Regions from separate parts of the Homo sapiens genome. Here region 1 is linked to region 2. A link is a loop called in an ENCODE intact Hi-C map of the cell type or tissue named here. Cell type or tissue: PC-9. All regions are shown on one strand. Links, peaks and the distances in the headings refer to the core of each region. The heading gives the core; the rest is flanking DNA. Region 1 has its middle 30 kb from the start of RAB39A. Region 2 has its middle 11 kb from the start of ALKBH8.

Region 1 (5,382 bases), core at 209-5,208, 320 kb after region 2:
CTTATTATTATTACTATATTAAGTGCTTACCATGTATCAAATATTATCTCCATTTATAGAACAGGAAACTGGGGCTTAAAGAGGTCATATAACGGTGGACGGTGAGCAGGAAAAAAAAAAATTTAAGAAAAAAATTTATGGCTGGGCTTGGCGGCTCACGCCTGTGATCCCAGCACTTTGGGAGGCCGAGGTGGGTGGATCACTAAGTCAGGAGTTCAAGACCAGCCTGGCCAAGATGGTGAAACCAGGTCTCTACTAAAAATACAAAAATTGCCGAGCGCGGTGACTCAAGCCTGTAATCCCAGCACTTTGGGAGGCCAAGGTGAGTGGATCATGAGGTCAGGAGATGGAGACCATCCTGGCTAACACGGTGAAACCCCGTCTCTACTAAAAATACAAAAATTAGCCGGGCGTGGTGGTGGGCGCCTATAGTCCCAGTTACTCTGGAGGCTGAGGCAGGAGAATGGCAGGTGAACCCAGGAGGCGGAGGAGCTTGCAGTGAGCCGAGATCATGCCACTGGCCTCCAGCCTGGGCAACAGAGCCAGCCTCTGTCTCAAAAAAAAAAAAAAACAAAAAAACAAAAATTAGCTAGACATGGTGGCAGGTGCCTGTAATCCCAGCTACTCGGGAGGCTGAGGCAGAGAATTGCTTGAACCCGGGAGGCGGAGGTTGCAGTGAGCCAAGATTGCACCACTGCATTCCAGCCTGAGCAACAGAGTGAGACTGTCTCAAAAAAAAAAGGAAAAAAAAAGAAAAAAATTTACCTAGTTAATAAGTGATAGATTGAAACCCACATTTGCTAACTCCAGAGTCTGGGCTCTTAAATGCAGACATGTATGGTCTCCAGATAGAGTTGAATAGAAGGTGCTTTGGAAGTAGAAAAGAAGAATCTCTTGGCCAGGTGCAGTGGCTCACGCCTGTAATCCCAGACTTTGGAAGCCTGAGGTGGATGGATCATTTGAGGCCAGGATTTCAAGACCAGCCTGGCCAATATGGTGAAATCCCATCTCTACTAAAAATACAAAAATTAGCCAAGCGTGATGGCACATACCTGTAATCCCAGCTACTGGACAGGCTGAGGCATGAGAATTGCTTGAACCCAGAAGGCAGAGTTTGCAATGAGCTGAGATCGTGACACCTCACTCCAGCCTGGGCGACAGAGTGAGACTCTGTCTCAAAAAAAGAAGAAAGAGAAGGAGATGGAGAAGAAGCTCTTGAGGCTGAGTGGCAAGAGACAGTATAGAGTGAGTGAAAGGGGATCAAGAATGACTTTATTGACAAGATGGCAAAAGCAGCTCCTTAAAAAGTAGGAATTTGGGGCTGGGCGCGGTGGCTCACACCTGTAATCCCAGCACTTTGGGAGGCCAAGGCAAGTGGATCACCTGAGGTCAGGAGTTCAAGACCAGCCTGACCAATGTGGTGAAACCCCGTCTCTACTAAAAATACAACAATTAGCCGGGTGTGGTGGCAGGTGCCTGTAATCCCAGCTACTCAGGAGGCTGAGACAGAAGAATTGCTTGAATGCAGAAGGTGGAGCTTGCAGTGAGCCAAGATCGTGCCACTGTACTCCAGCCTGGGCAACAGAGTGAGACTCTGTCTCAAAATAAAATAAAATAAAATAAAATAGAATAAAAGAAAATAAAGGTAGGAATTTGGTAGACAGCCAAGGAGATAGAAAGGACATTACAGGCAAAAAGGAGAGGAACTTCAAACACATGGGATATGGCTGGCTCACAGAGGGCACATGGAGATGCAGTGAAAGAAGAGGTCATAGAGGTCGCAGGCACATGCCATAAAGCACTTGATGCCTCCTGAGGAGCTGCAGCACCTGGAAGCATGGGAATGCCACCATCATTCTGTCACTAATGTGTGTTATACAAAGGAGGGGGCAGAAACACTAGTTAGGAGGCAATTGTAATAGTCCAGGCAAAAGATGATGAGAGCCTGAGTTAAGAATGAAGTGAAGGGGACACGGTTGAACATATGTAGGAAATAGAATCAACACGGTTTAGTGCTGACTGGATGCCATGGGTAGAGAGGATGGAGGCATCTAGGCTAAGTCCCTGGCTTCTGACTAAGGCAACTGCATGAAGGATGAATTATTCCTTTTAAAGACTGTAGGGACCAGGTGCAGTGGCTCACACCTGTAATCCCAGCACTTTGGGAGGCCGAGGTGGACGGATTACTTGAGGTCAGGAGTTAGAAACAAGCCTGGCCAACATGGTGAAACCCCATCTCTACTAAAAATACAAAAATTAGCTGGGTGTGGTGGCGTGCACCTGTAATCCCAACTACTTGGGAGGCTGAGGTAAGAGAATGGCTTGAACCCAGGAGACAGAGGTTGCAGCGAGCCAAGTTCGCGCCACTGCACTCCAGTCTGGGTGACAAGCGAGACTGCATCTCAAAAAAAAAAAAAAAAAAAAAAAAAAAGACTGTAGGGAGAGGAGCAGATCTAAAATGGAAAATAACAAATTATACATTGAACTTTTTGTGTTTGGGTACCTCTAAGACATCTGGATGGAGATATCTAGCAAATGTCTGCCACTCAGAAGTGATTTATTAATATTTACTAATATAAAATTAATTTAACCCGTCCAAATGTACAATATTATTTTACTAATTCACAAAACATTGTTTTATATAGGCAAAAACAGAGGTATAGATTTAACAGCTTGCACCAGTGGACATAATCATGCAACTAATCCACAACAGATCCTGGTGGTGAATGCTAGGCTGACTCCAAATCTCAGACTCCATTAGACTGTACTGCCTCCATGTGTATACTTCTGCAATAGCAGAAGGAAAATTAAGTCACCTACTTCACTGTTTTAGGCAACTCTGTAGGAATTCAAACATTTGGAGGCCAAAAGCAACCCAATGGAACAGATTCTTAGGTTTATGAAACTGAGAAACTTTTTGGGAGCTCTACCATAGTCTGGTATTTCCCAGAACAAAACCTCAACTAACAATAATAATCTCTGTAGGACAGAAAAAATAGTTTTTTAGGCTGAGAATGGTGGTTCATGCCTTTAATCCCAGTATTTTGCGGGGCCGAGGCAGGAGGATGACTTGAGCCCAGGAGTTCAAAGTTGCAGTGAGCTGTGAATGCGCCACTGCCCTCCAGCCTGAGTGATGGAGCGAGACTTTGACTCTTAAAAGAAAAAATAGTTATTCAATAATCTGAAAGAACTTTATTCTTAGCTTTATTAAGTTATCAAGAAGTAATGGACCAGTCGGGAACAAGGGCTAGAAGTAAAATGTAATTACTTGCTATACCATCTTCCCATAGTCTTTAGTGAAAAGCACTAAAGGCCTGAATTTCTCTAGTATTAATAAAAATGAAAGCACTTTTAAGCATTATAGTCAGCATACTCCTAAGATTAGGGGAAAACACCAAGACAATTATGATCTTTCTAAACTTTGGGGGAGTAGACTCACATAAGTTCTGCAAAATATAATTAGCACTTACCCATTCAGACAAAGAAAGAAATGCACCTCCTTTATTTATTTATTTTTCCTTTATTTTTTATTTATTTATTTTTTTCTGAGATGGAATCTCGCTCCGTCACCCAGGCGGGAGTGCAGTGACATGATCTCGGCTCAGTGTAACCTCCACCTCCCCGGCTCAAGCGATTCTCTTGCCTCAGCTTCCCCAGTAGCTGGGATTACAGGCACCCACCACTATGCCCAGCTAATTTTTTTGTATTTTAATAGAGACAGGGTTTTCACCATGTTGGCCAGGCTGGCTTCGAACTCCTGACCTCAAGTGTTCTGCCAGCCTTGACCTCCCAAACTGCTAGGATTACATGTGTGGGCCACTGTGCCCAACTTTTTTTTTTTTTCAGACGGAGTCTTGCTCTGTTGCCCAGGCTGGAGTGGAGTGGCCCGATCTCGGCTCACTATAACCTCTGTCTCCCAGGTTCAAGTGATTCTCAAGCCTCAGGCTTCCGAGTAGCTGGGATTACAGGCATGCACCATCACACCCAGCTAATTTTGTAGTATTAACAGAGACAGGGTTTTGACATGTTGGCCAGGCTGGTCTCAAACTCCTGACCTCAAGTGATCCATTTACCTTGGCCTCCCAAAGTGTTGGGATTACAGGCATGAGCCACCATGCCCAGCCACCTCCTTTCTTTAAAAACAGACACCACAGAACTCCAAAAGGGGAGAATAATTATGAGAAGGGAAAAGACAGAAATAGAATGCACTGATCTAGGGCTTTAAAAATCAGATACTTTACCTTTTTACACTTGAAAAGGAGAAAGAGGTTGCACAAATTGTAAGTGAGGTAACTGGGATTTGAACCCAAGTACTAAAACCTACCTCTGTCTTCAAATCTCATATTCTTTTTTTCTTATTTTTGTGGGTATATAATAGGTGCATATATTTAATTTCATACCGTTAATCACCCTGTTTTCTGCTTTTCAATTAAGAAGATTAGGCATATTCTTCCAAAACCACAAGTCAAATGTCTGTATGCCTTCCACCAGTCATCATTTGGAGAAGGTGTTTTTCTCAAAAGCAAAATCCTAAGTGAGGGGAAATCTAAGGTACAGGCCACTTACCTTTTCATTCATTCATTCAATCATTAAGTTCTGAGTGCTTACTCTGTGTCAGACACTGTCCCCGTACTACATATATATAGCATGGAAGATGGGGTGGGGAAATGAGCAAATAAATAATACATAGGAAGACTACTGGATAGTTATAAGCGCTAGTGGTAGAAAGGGAGGAGTGGGAAAGCAGAAATTGATAATAATAACCCTGAACTTGAAAACAGAAGCACTAAGTACTAGCTTGGTTTTGCCACACACTAGAGTTTGGTGCTTGGGCAATTCACCTCACTCCCTTAGATCTTAGTTCATCACACATCAAATAAGTCATTTTGAAACATATTGTACTGAGCAGATGTGTTTATATTTGTTCCTTTCCAAAATCCCAGTGAGTAATAGTAAACAAATTAACAACAACAACAACAAAAGAGACTTAAACCCACAAAGACAACAGAAGAAAAGACAACAGTAGACAAGGATGTCAACCACATTTTGGAAGAGACAAGTAATCAAACACATGGCAACTGACAGTGGAAATGAGGAAGCTGAAGCCTCCTGTGGAAAGTCGGAAGCCAAAACAACCCACCAGAGAGAACAAAATGAACTCAGAGCAAACATAGACTAAGCAGGGACTAAAGGAAAACTTCGAAGATAATAATTAATATCATGAAACAAGAAGAGCACAGTGTACAAAGAAAATAATCAGAGAGCAACAACAAAAACAACAAAAAACTGGCTGGGTGTGGTGTTTTACATCTGTAATCCCAGCACTTTGTGAGACCAAAGTGGGAAGATTGCTTGAGCCCAGGAGTTAAAGACCAGCCAGGG
Region 2 (5,382 bases), core at 79-5,078:
GGGGCCAGGGCCCAGTAACCTGCATGTTTAACAAGCAATTTTGCTACTTTTGCAAGTGTTCAACCACTGAGGAAAAAGATTGTATGTTATTTGTCAACATAGACCTCTTTAAAAATCATCCCCAGAGTGAGAAGCTGCCAGATTTCTAGTATATTTGGAATTCTCATTTCAAGGGAAGTATTTTAATTTTATAAGGTGCAAGGACCAAGAAGCAGATGATTCAAATTTCAGATTATTAAATTATTAAAGAATAATAGATTATGTTTTATAATTTGACAAAAGTTTTTAAAAAATTTTTAATAAAAAATAAAAACAACTCTTTTTGGCATCTCTTATATCCCATTTTACAAATGTAACAACTGAGACTTAAAGACAAAATGTATGAGCTGTTTAAATATAAATTTTTTTATTTTTATTTTTGTATTTTTTTGAGATGGAGTCTTGCTTTGTTGCCAGGCTGGAGTGCAGTGATGCAGTCTCGGCTCACTGCAACCTCTGCCTCCTGGGTTCAAGTGATTCTCCTGCCTCAGCCTCCCAAGTAGCTGGGACTACAGGCATGCGCCACCATGCCCAACTAATTTTTTTGTAATTTTTAGTAGAGATGGGTTTCACCATATTGGCCAGGATGGTCTTGATCTTCTGACTTCATGATCCGCCTGCTTTGGCCCCCCAAAGTGCTGGGATTTAAATATAAAATATTTTAAAGAGTGATTTACATCCATGTCTGTTATCGCATGAGTAAAAGAGCTAGCTTTTATTTTATTTTATTTTTTATTTTATTTTTTGAGACAAGAGTCTTGCTCTGTCACCCAGGCTGGAGTGCAGTGGCGCAATCTTGGTTCACTGCAACCTCAGCTTCCCAGGTTCAAGCAATTCTCCTGCCTCGGCCTCCTGAGTAGTTGTGATTACAGGTGCCTGCCACCACGCCTGGCTAATTTTTGTATTTTTAGTAGAGACGGGGTTTCACCGTGTTGGCCAGGCTGGTCCCGAACTCCTGGCCTCAAGTGATCCTCCCGCTTTGGCCTCCCAAAGTGCTGGGATTACAGGTGTGAGCCACCGTGCACGGCCTAGGGCCAACTTTTATACGTTAAAACATGTACCTCTTTACATCTACCTTTTATTACAAGCACAAAGTGCTTAACATACACTATTCCTGAATCCTTCAATAACCGTACAAGTTTTATTCTCCCAATTTTACAAATGAGCTCTGAGGCTCAGAGAGTTTAAGCAACTTTCCCAAGATTGACACAGTTAGTGATAAAGCCAGGAGTCTAACCCAAAGGTTTCCCCTTTACCAACTGCATGCATTATTGCTGAGGGACACCATTGCAGAAAAGACGTGTCCTTTTTTATATTTTGAAGTATTCCAAGTATAATGAGACAAAAATATAGACATAAAAAGGTGAAAAATGTTTTGTTAAAGTGGGTGCATCTGTTATGCAAACACATACAGGGTAGTTTACATAGTATAACTTTTAAAATCTTTAAGAATGATAGTGTATACAGAGTCTTAATTGAAAGTTTAGATGAGATAATATTTCTAAAGGACAAACAGCATTGTCTTGTTTTCTTCTCTTGCCCCTGCTTTCAAAGTCAGAAATAAGATTGAGTATCATTATTTTCTCACCTATTTAAAATATGGCTTAGGGGACCACGTGGTCAATGGAAAGTTAACCAGACCTAGAATTTACTTTTCAATATCTCTAGGAGGCCTGTTGACATAATCAGGATGAGGAATTAACAATTAATTAGCGTTGATTATGACCCTCTTCACGAAACAACACGTTGCTATGGGCTGAATGTTGGAGTCCTCCGCTCCCCCACAAAATTCATAAGCTTAAATTTAGTCCCCAGTGCAATAGTATTAAGAGGTGGGTCTGGCTGGGTGTGGTGGCTCACTCCTGTAATCCCAGCACTTTGGGAGGCTGAGGCGGGCCAATCACCTGAGATCAGGAGTTTGAGACCAGCCTTGCCAACATGGTGAAACCCTGTCTCTACTAAAAATACAAAAATTAGCCGGGCGTGGTGGCAGGCGCCTGTAGTCCCAGCTACTCGGGAGGCTGAGGCAGGAGAATCGCTTGAACCCGGGAGGCAGAGGTTGCAGTGAGCTGAGATTGCGCCATCACACTCCAGCCTGGGGGATAAGAGAGAGACTTTGTCTCAAAAAAAAAAAAAAAAAAAAAAAGGACGTGGGTCTTTTGGAAGCCATTAAGTCATGAGAGGTCCACCCTCATGAATGGGACTAGTACCCTTAAAAAGAAGAGAAAGAAGTGCGTTTGCTCCTTCTGTCATTCTGCCATGCAAAGATGTAGCAAGAAGGTGCCATCTATGAGGAACAGATCTTTACCAGATGCTGAATCTGCTTCTGCCCTGAGCTTTAACTTCCCAGTCTCCAGAACTGTTTCAAATACATTTCTGTTGCCTAGACTAGGTAATTTATAAGGCATTTTGTTATAATAGCAGGAATAGACTAAGAAACATATCTTATTCAGAAAAGCTTTGAAAAAATTACTTGAAACAAAAAGTTTAGTGAAGTTGAATGTTTGACCTGGTAATACAGGTGGACCATGATCTCATATTAGCAAATGTTTTTCATACCTATCATTATTATTTGGGGCTTGTGAGTTTCTGACTTATTTCTTATGTTATCCCTCATATTACACATACCTCCGTAGTTTTAAATGGTCTTTCAGGCCAATGAATATAAATAAATATTATGAGATGAGGTGAGGTGGTTAGCAGTGACTTCACATTAATTGGTTTTAATCAAACCCAAGGAAATTGGGGTGAGGTGAGGTGAGGTGGTTAGACAAGCCTTGGCAAAGAATTCAGGAAACAAAAAATTAGGGACAAATTGTTAAAGACAAAAATCTAGGACCCAAAGAAAATACAAATTCTTTTCAGTGTATCAGGCACCTTTGACCAGGAGGTGGCAGCAGTGGAAGCAAGAACGTCTAGAAACAAAGTATCCTGGGGCAAATACCAACACTATTGAAACCACTTTTGCAAAATTATAACTGAGGAAATGATGACAGTGAAAGAAATCAGATCTAACTGTCTCTGTCTTGCTTCTAACCTTTAAGCTGTCCTTGTTCATTCCTGGGCACAGGTCAAACTAACTTTGAGAAGGAATTCAGTTCATGGTTTGACTCTGAAACAAAATTGATAACAGCCCTTTCCCAAAAAGACCCCCTTCTTGCCTGGGGACCAGTCTGCCTTTGCTGGACTAACTTAGCTACAAGATTGAAAATTACAGTTTAGGGGTCATACAATCTCTGGTTCCAAGAGTCTGAACCTTCCCAAATTGCTCCTGGGGATAACATCACTATTATAAAACCTAAGATCAGTGCTTGAGATATTTTGCAGACCCTGCACTTGACGGATCAGCTGACACCACACAGACTGGTAATCTGGCTCAACCAGTTCTGCCATCACACACAGGAGCAGAAGACAGCAAGAAAAACTCACTTCAACCCCCTATGATTCCATCTCCACCCTGACCAATCAGCACTCCCCTCTTCCCAAGCCCTTACCCACCAAATTATCTTTAAAAACTCTGATCCCTGAATGCTCAGGGAGACTGATTTGAGTAGTAATAAAACTCTGGTCTCCGGCACAGCCGGCTCTGGTGAATTACTCTTTCTCCATTGCAATTCCCCTGTCTTGATAAATCGGCTCCGCCTAGGCAGAGGGAAAGGTGAACCCACTGGGCAGTTATACGGTCTCAAAAGCTCCTGAATCACCAAAGGCTTCTGGCTGATAAGGAGGCCTTTAGAAGGTGCCACTTCCCTGAAGTGATGCCAGGCTCCTCCCATTCAGCATCCAAAAGAGGAGTCCAAGTACCAAAGTCAAAGGTTAGGAGTTTTAAGTAGATGTTACTAAGCCTTAGTAACAAAGAATCTCTCAAAAGTCAGCGCAGTTGATATAAAAAAAAAAAATCAACAAGAATTAACAGAGACACCGAACCACCTTAATAACAATTGAAAGATGAACTAGGATTTAAGCCACAAGTCACAGAACAGAAAAAAAAGCAAATCTGACTGGGAACCAAAGTTGTTGATACAATGGCTAGTGCCAGTGGTCTAGGCTGGGCTTCTGGTTCACCCGTTACTAAGGCAGTGGTGGGAAGCAGACCACCAGGCCTCCAGGGAGGATGAGGGTCTGGGCTAGGAGGTGTTTGGACAATGGAAAACCATCAGGTATTTGGAGGGTAGTCCACTTTCCAGGGCTATACGAAGGTGTCTGTGGAGTGGTTAAAATCTAATGGTATTGTTCACAAATGTCCCCTTCCTTGCCAATTAGCTGTTTAAGTAAATAGTAATGAGGACTGAAACAGGGGTGTCAATGAGGCCCATGAATGATCTTCCCAGTATCTTGAAGATGTGGGAAAGACTTCATCACTGCAAGAGGGAGAGATACTGCAGTAAGAAGTTCACTTCTAATACAATGCCTTACAATCTGGGTTGTGCTTTTTTTTTTTTTTTTTTTTTTTTAAAGCATGGCTTGATCTCAAAACTATCTAGAACTGCCTGTAGTTCCTCTAGACAACTCTACACCAGGGATGGTGGTTGGAGCCCTAAGTACCTAGGAACAATGAAAGTGGAGAAATGAGGTCAAACTGTATTCATGGAAGAAAAAAGCTGAGATCTTTTGTTTGCTTTTCTAAACAAAAACACTTAGATTTGAGAGATCCATTTGCATTTCCTGAGGGAAAATGTGCTCCAGAAGCATTACTTCTATTAGCCATATTTTTGGGGTTTCATAAGCAGGGTTAAGACCAAAATGTATTGGGTTGTCCATCTAGGCCAGAGTCCAGGATCAAGTGAGACTCAGTCATCCTTCTTTTAAGTTATGGGAGATGGTGGTCAGCATGCAATACACAGCAGTGCCTCAGGGCAGCCCTGCTTGGTCCAGACAGTCCTCTTTTATATCAGGATCCAAGCTCATACTCTCCTGTTTGGGTCAGGTTTGGAACAAATGCTTAGCAGAGATGGTCCTGAGGTAGAGGATGACAGGCAAGCAACACCAGAGTACTCCAGTTCTATTTTTGATACAAATGAGACAAGAAAGCCTCCAAGGAAGTCTGATATATGGAAATTCCTGAAGGATTTGGGTTCCAGACTTTGATCACCTAGAAGGCCCTAAAGCCATGGAATACATGACGAGAACACCTTTTGCTCTCAAAACGCCGAAGTAGGGACTGGTCTCCAAACTGAAAGCCATAGAAGTAATAGCCTTCAAAGGACCTAGAAAAGCCACAGTCCATGGAAGTGACAGGCTTCAAAGGAAGGCCCAACTCTCAGGTGTACCAGGTTAGAGTTGGGCTATGCCAAACCCAATAAGAAATACTAAGAGAGGTGTGCACATTCAAGCAGCAAGTGC

What was found. Peaks named below come from ENCODE experiments on the same cell type or tissue, not always from the same donor. Only the 100,000 strongest peaks of a DNase experiment are listed, where the experiment ranks them.
Region 1: it touches region 2 in a loop (13-fold over the local background); 32 of 110 quality-filtered maps call a loop at or near these places.

The regions. Positions count from the first base shown.
Region 1 is chr11:107,895,704-107,901,085 of GRCh38, forward strand. No RefSeq gene overlaps it. Among named protein-coding and RNA genes, the nearest start is that of RAB39A, 30 kb to the right of the region's middle. In PC-9, for the core only: a CTCF peak has its summit at 2,768; a DNase peak (open chromatin) is centred at 2,768.
Region 2 is chr11:107,573,755-107,579,136 of GRCh38, forward strand. No RefSeq gene overlaps it. Among named protein-coding and RNA genes, the nearest start is that of ALKBH8, 11 kb to the left of the region's middle. In PC-9, for the core only: CTCF peaks have their summits at 1,439, 2,938 (motif pointing right) and 3,137; no DNase peak of the experiment used is centred there.